Regions from separate parts of the Homo sapiens genome. Here region 1 is linked to region 2. A link is a loop called in an ENCODE intact Hi-C map of the cell type or tissue named here. Cell type or tissue: PC-3. All regions are shown on one strand. Links, peaks and the distances in the headings refer to the core of each region. The heading gives the core; the rest is flanking DNA.

Region 1 (2,914 bases), core at 271-2,770, 150 kb after region 2:
GGCCACCAGTAAAGTCTCCCTATCTCAAGATCTGTAATTTAATCTCATGTGCAAAGTCCCTTGTCCCATGCAAGGTAATGCACTCACAGGTTCCAGGAATTCGGACATGGATGTCTTTGGGGAGCCATTCTTCCTCCGACCAAAGGAGGAGGGAGACCTTTATGGTGGGAGGAGGGGATCCCAAGCAGAGGGAGCTGCATGGGCAAAGGCCCCACAGTTAGAATGAACTAGGCATGCTCTAGGAATAGCAAGAAGGTCAGCCTTCTAGAAGTAATGCTCCAGTTAGCTTGATTTGCATCTATGTCATTCGTGAGGCCAATCCCATCTCTATGGACAAATGTTCTACAGTGTGCGTCCAGGAGCCCTGCGAGTCTACGGCATCCCCTTGGCATTTCAGGTCATCTCCTGCATCCTTCTGCTTCTAGCTGCCGGACTCTTCACATGCTTAGAGCAAGAGCACTGGACATTTGAGGAAGGTGCCTGGCTGGGCACTCACCTGGGCTGGGGCCAGGCTGACTCTGGTGGAGGGGTGGGCCCAGTCCCTAGTACCTGAGTATAATCCTGCTCTTTCTTCCCCACTGAAGGCCAGGATTGTGTGGCTAAGGATGGATGGGGGCAGCAAAGCTAGACCTCAGGCAGTGGCAGGAGCTGTCAATGGCCATATTGTTAGCTCTGGGCTGCGGCACGGAGGCACCAGGGTAGGGCTGAATGAGGCATCTGTTCGCTAGGTCAGGATGCCCAGGTCAGGGTCTCTCTTGAGAGATGCCTCCTACCCCCACCCTAACCCCAACTCTGCCCAGACCCTGCCATGTGGCTCCCTTGATATCTCTGGTACCCATCCCTCAGGGACCACAACTGTAACTAGCTGGCTCACTGTGAGGTTGGCTGTTGGATGGTGGTCTTCTCAGTTAAAATGTGAGCTCTCCACATAAGCCAGGAACTGTCTTCATCAATGCCAAGTCCCAGCAGCCGGCAGCCAGCACCCAACCCAGGGCCTGGCTCAGAGAAGTTGCTCCATACACACGTGCAATGAATGGAGGAATGAAGGAACAGATGAGAGAGACTGGGCCACCCTTGCATCCCCTGGTCACCTCCTCCCTTGACCACTGCACCCTCCTGCTCACTAGGCCTCCCTGCCTCTGGTATCTCTTCCCAGACACTCTTCATTCTAACACACCATCTAGTTAAAACCCTCCTGGGGCTCCCTGAGACCCTCAGGATCTGCCAAGCCCCAGCCTCACCAGGCTACCCGCCCACCGATTCTGTCCTCTACCTCTGCACTCCTCCTCAAGCAGTCCCTGGCACTGTCCAGTGTGCGCCCTTGTACTTGTGTATTCTTATGCCCAGAAAGCCCCTCCTCCCCTTCTCCCGGTATGGATGGCTCCTACCCTCTGTTCAGGCTCCTACAGGAAGCGGGCCCTGACCACCCCCAGCCTCCCCTGGGCTCCCACAGCCTGTGCTTCCCCCATCTCAGCACCAATTGTAATTCTCACTTCGTACATCTGTCTCCCTTTCCACACCCTGAGCCCCTCAGGGCAGAGACTAATGCTGACCCACGTCTTTCTTTGTCTGCTCCAGGGCCCTGGACGTGGTCAGGCACAGAACAAATGTTCAGCAAAGGTGTAAGCCCAGCCCCAGGCCAGTGGGCAGGTCCTATAGCCTGACCAGTGGGCGCTTCTGCCCTCTGGTGTCCGTTTTGGGTCACTATGATTTTCTATCTCTTTGAGGGGCTTCCTAGGGTGATGTACCCCAGCAGTGGTTCTCAGAGTGTGGTCCCAGGACCAATTGTATCAGCATCACCTTGGTACCTGTCAGAAATGAAAATTCTTGGGCTGTACTCTAGGCATGAATCAGAAACTCTGGCTGGGGGGAAGCAATCTGGATTTTACCAAGCCCTCCAGATGTTTCTGATGCAGGCTGAAGTTTGAAAACCATTATCCTGGAAGAACCCTAAGCCTGAACCACTCCCAGGAGCTCCAGTTAAGGGAGGAAACAGGACCCACCTGGTGGAGTTGCCAGGTACAATACAGGATTCCCAGTTAAATTTGAATTTCAGATCAACAGAAACATGTTATTGCAAGTATTGCACAAGACAGACAAACTAAAAAATAAAAATAAAAAATTCATTGTTTATGTGAAATTCAACTTTAACTGGATGTCCTATGTTCTCTTTCTGTATCAGCAGCCCTGTGCAAAGAACCCTGTTCTTATTTCAGTACTCTGCTGTCGCCATCTTGAAATTCTTAGTAATCTTTTTTACTAGGAGCCCTGCATTTTCATTTGGCAATGGGTCCTGCAAAATGTAGCCAGTCCTAGGAAGGATCTTTACAAAGCCTCCCTGGGGGCATTCAGGATCCGGAGCTCAAAGGCAGGCGGAGTGGGACCTCTGGCACCTTAGAGATGTGCCTCTAAGGATTCTCAGCTCCTCCCTCTGCCACGTGCTGGGGGTTCCCTTCCCAGGTGGGTCAAACCTTCATCCTTCTCCGATTGTGGCTCCTGTCTCCTCACTATCTTGCTGCCTCTGTTCTCACCCCTTCTATGCCACCTTCCACACAGGACGGTGAAGTTCCGAAAATGTCTGCCCATATGCCACCCTCCTGCCCCCAAACTTTTCTCTGGATGTCTCCTTCCCACTTTTATTTATTTTTTTAATTTTTTTTTTGAGACAGTCTCCCTCTGTCACCCAGGCAGGAGTACAGTGGTGCAATCACAGCTCACTGCAACCTCCAACTCCTGGATTCAACCAATTATCCTGCCTTAGCCTCCCAAGTAGCTGGGATTACAGGTGTGTTCCACAACACCCGGCTAATTTTTGTATTTTTAATAGAGACAGGGTTTCACCAGTTGCCCAGGGTGGTCTCGAACTCCTGACCTCAAGTGATCCACCCGCCTCGGCCTCCCAAAGTGCTAGGAT
Region 2 (2,914 bases), core at 166-2,665:
AGGGCTAAGATTCACCGCATAGTCACTCTGACTCTAAAGCCCAGGTTTTTCCTACTGTAAGATAATTTCTGGCCAGGCACGGTAGCTCACATCTGTAATCCCAGCACTTTGGGAGGCCGAGCAGGCGGATCACAAGGTCAGGAGTTTGACACCAGCCTGACCAACATGGTGAAACCCCGTCTCTAATAAAAATACAAACACTAGCCAGGCATGGTGGCATGCACCTGTAATCCCAGCTACTCAGGAGGCTGAGGCAGGAGAATCGCTTGAACCAGGGAGACAGAGGTTGCAGTGAGCTGAGATTGCACCACTGCACTCCATCCTGGGTGACAGAGCGAGACTCTGTCTCAAAAAAAAAGATAATTTTTCTTCTGTTTTTCCTTTTATCATCATGATCTACTTTTTCCTTTGCTTGTCAGCCCTTGTCAGTTTCTCCTGTCCAGTGCTGCCTAATTTTTGGCATGCCCTCAAGATTGTCTTCTGTTTTCACGTACATGTTTTCAACTATAACCTCTGTGATGCACTTGTGGCTCCCCCATAGCACTACTTACTACAATCTATTTAAATTTACGTCTAGTACTCCCCTCCCATTCCCTCCAGATGTGTAGTCTTGATGGCCAAGACTGTCTATTGGTCACCGCATCCCTGAGGTCCAGGGCTTGGCTCATGATTTACTCAAAAGTTTATGGGATGAATCAGTGAACAGATGCATGCATAGGTGGATGAAAAGACAGATGCATTGATAGAAGAGTGGAAGGGTGAATAAGACATTAATTGATGGTTAAGGATCGCTCTAAAATCTACATTCCTAACCCTCTTCATTTCCCTCCATCCCTATATCTCCAAATGTCTATCAGAAGCTTCTACTTGGCTCCTCTGCTGTCATCTGAAACTAAACCTGTGCAAACCTGAACCCCACCCTAGCTAATTCCTGCTTATCTCTTTTCTGCCAATGGTACAGTACTGTTATTCCTCCCAGTGCCCTCCTGCATGGGTTCTTTGATTGATTCATTCTGTCAACGTTTTTAGTTTGTTTTTCTTTTTCTTTTCTTTTTTTGCTATCTGCTATGTGCCAAACACAGTTCTGGGGAATAAAAAACGAGTAAGTAAGACGGGCAAAATCCTGGGGGATTCCCCCAAAGGAATTTGCAGTCAACAGTGGGTTGGAAAGTGGGATATCAAACAATAAGCAAGTAAAAAATAAACAAGATAATTATAGAGCGTAATCAGTGATACATTAAGGAAAGAGTGTGATGAAAGACAACAGATCTCATACCAGATAAGAGGGGTAAGCAGGGCTTGTTTGAAAAACTGATATGAAGCAACACCTGAAGGACAGAATACACCAGTCAAGTAAAGAGCTGAAAGAAGTGCATTCCAGGCAGAAGAACCAGCAAGTTCAAAGGTCCCTGGGCTGGGAAGCGCCTGATGTGTTTCAGGACCAGAAAGGCAGCTGTATGACTGGAGGGCAGTGAACAGTGGGAGACTACAGGGGAGGAGGTGTTTCATAGACCTGTGCAAGGTTATGCAGGGCCTTGAAGGCCCTGGGAAGGAGTACAGATTTTATTCTAGGAGCAGTGGGAAGCTACTGAAGAGTCTTAAAATGGGAATGACATGATCTCTCTGGCAAGTAGGCAACAAGCTACTCCCCAAAAGCCCCAGGTGCAGATGATTCATAGGTGAGTTATGTCAAGGCAGTAGTAAAGAGATAACTCCAATTCCATTTGCACCGTTACAGAGCACAGAGAATGTAAGCATCCACACGCTTTTTATGAAGTCATCATGGCTAGGCATGGTGGCTCACACCTGTAATCCCAACACTTTGGGAAGGCAAGGTGGGGGGATCCCTTGAGGCCAAGAGTTTGAGACCAGCCTGGGGAACATGATGAGTCCCTGTCTCTACAAAAAGTAAAAAAAAAATGCTGGGTGTGATGGTGGATGCCAGTAGTCCCAGCTACTTGGGAGGCTGAGGTGGGAGGATGGCTTGAGTCCAGGAGGTCGAGGCTGCAGTGAGCCATGATTGTGCCACTACACTCCAGGTTAGGTGACAAAGCAAGACCTTTCTTTAATAAATGAATAAATATAGTCATTGTGATACTGTTGGCCATTCTAACAAGGTGCAGTACAAAGAAATGGGCAGACCAAGCTTATTTATGAAATTAATGCAAAAAATCTTTAACATCTTAGTAAGTAGAATTCTGAAGCACATTGAAAGAACAACACATCACAACCAAATTGATATTATACCAAAAAGGCAAGAATAATTTAATATTAAAGTGGAAAAGGCATGATCATCTCTAAAAAGACTGAAAGGTATTTGATAAATTCATTAATTCTTGATTTTTAAAACACTTTTTTAGTCAAATAACAGTAGATGTACAGTTTCTAAATATTTTATGCCAAAAGTCAACATTATGCTTAATGGTGAGATACTGGAAACACTTCCATTAAAGTCAGAAAAATTATTCTAGAGATATAAGAGGAACAATTGAATAAGAGAAAGAAATGAGAGGTATAAAAATGAGAAAGGAGGCAAAATTGTCATTATGTGAACAAGCCATTCAAGATAACCTATGAACTACTAAAACTAGGAAGTTTAGTATAGTTGCTAAATGGAGATCAATACATGCAAAAATTTTAATAACCATGTTGTTTATGATTACAATTAAAATGATAAATGTAATTTTTAAATATGTAAAAGAAGCACTGAGGCTGGGCATGGTGGCAAACACCTGTAATCCCAGAGCTTTGGGAGGCTAAAGCAGGAGGATTGCTTGAGACCAGGAGTTCAAGACCAGCCTGGCCAACATGGCAGGACGCCATCTTTATGAAAATAATAAATTAAAAAAAAAACAAAAAAAGTAAAATAAAACAAGCACTGAAAATATATTAACATCACTAGACATCAGGGAAA

The links. A loop is a pair of places that touch in the nucleus more often than their neighbours do. Peaks named below come from ENCODE experiments on the same cell type or tissue, not always from the same donor. Only the 100,000 strongest peaks of a DNase experiment are listed, where the experiment ranks them.
Region 1: it touches region 2 in a loop (2.8-fold over the local background); 29 of 110 quality-filtered maps call a loop at or near these places.

What each region holds. Positions count from the first base shown.
Region 1 is chr11:75,546,506-75,549,419 of GRCh38, reverse strand. No RefSeq gene overlaps it. Among named protein-coding and RNA genes, the nearest start is that of SERPINH1, 14 kb to the left of the region's middle. In PC-3, for the core only: CTCF peaks have their summits at 1,491 and 1,697 (motif pointing left); a DNase peak (open chromatin) is centred at 1,659.
Region 2 is chr11:75,696,869-75,699,782 of GRCh38, reverse strand. No RefSeq gene overlaps it. Among named protein-coding and RNA genes, the nearest start is that of MOGAT2, 20 kb to the left of the region's middle. In PC-3, for the core only: no CTCF peak of the experiment used is centred there; a DNase peak (open chromatin) is centred at 1,672.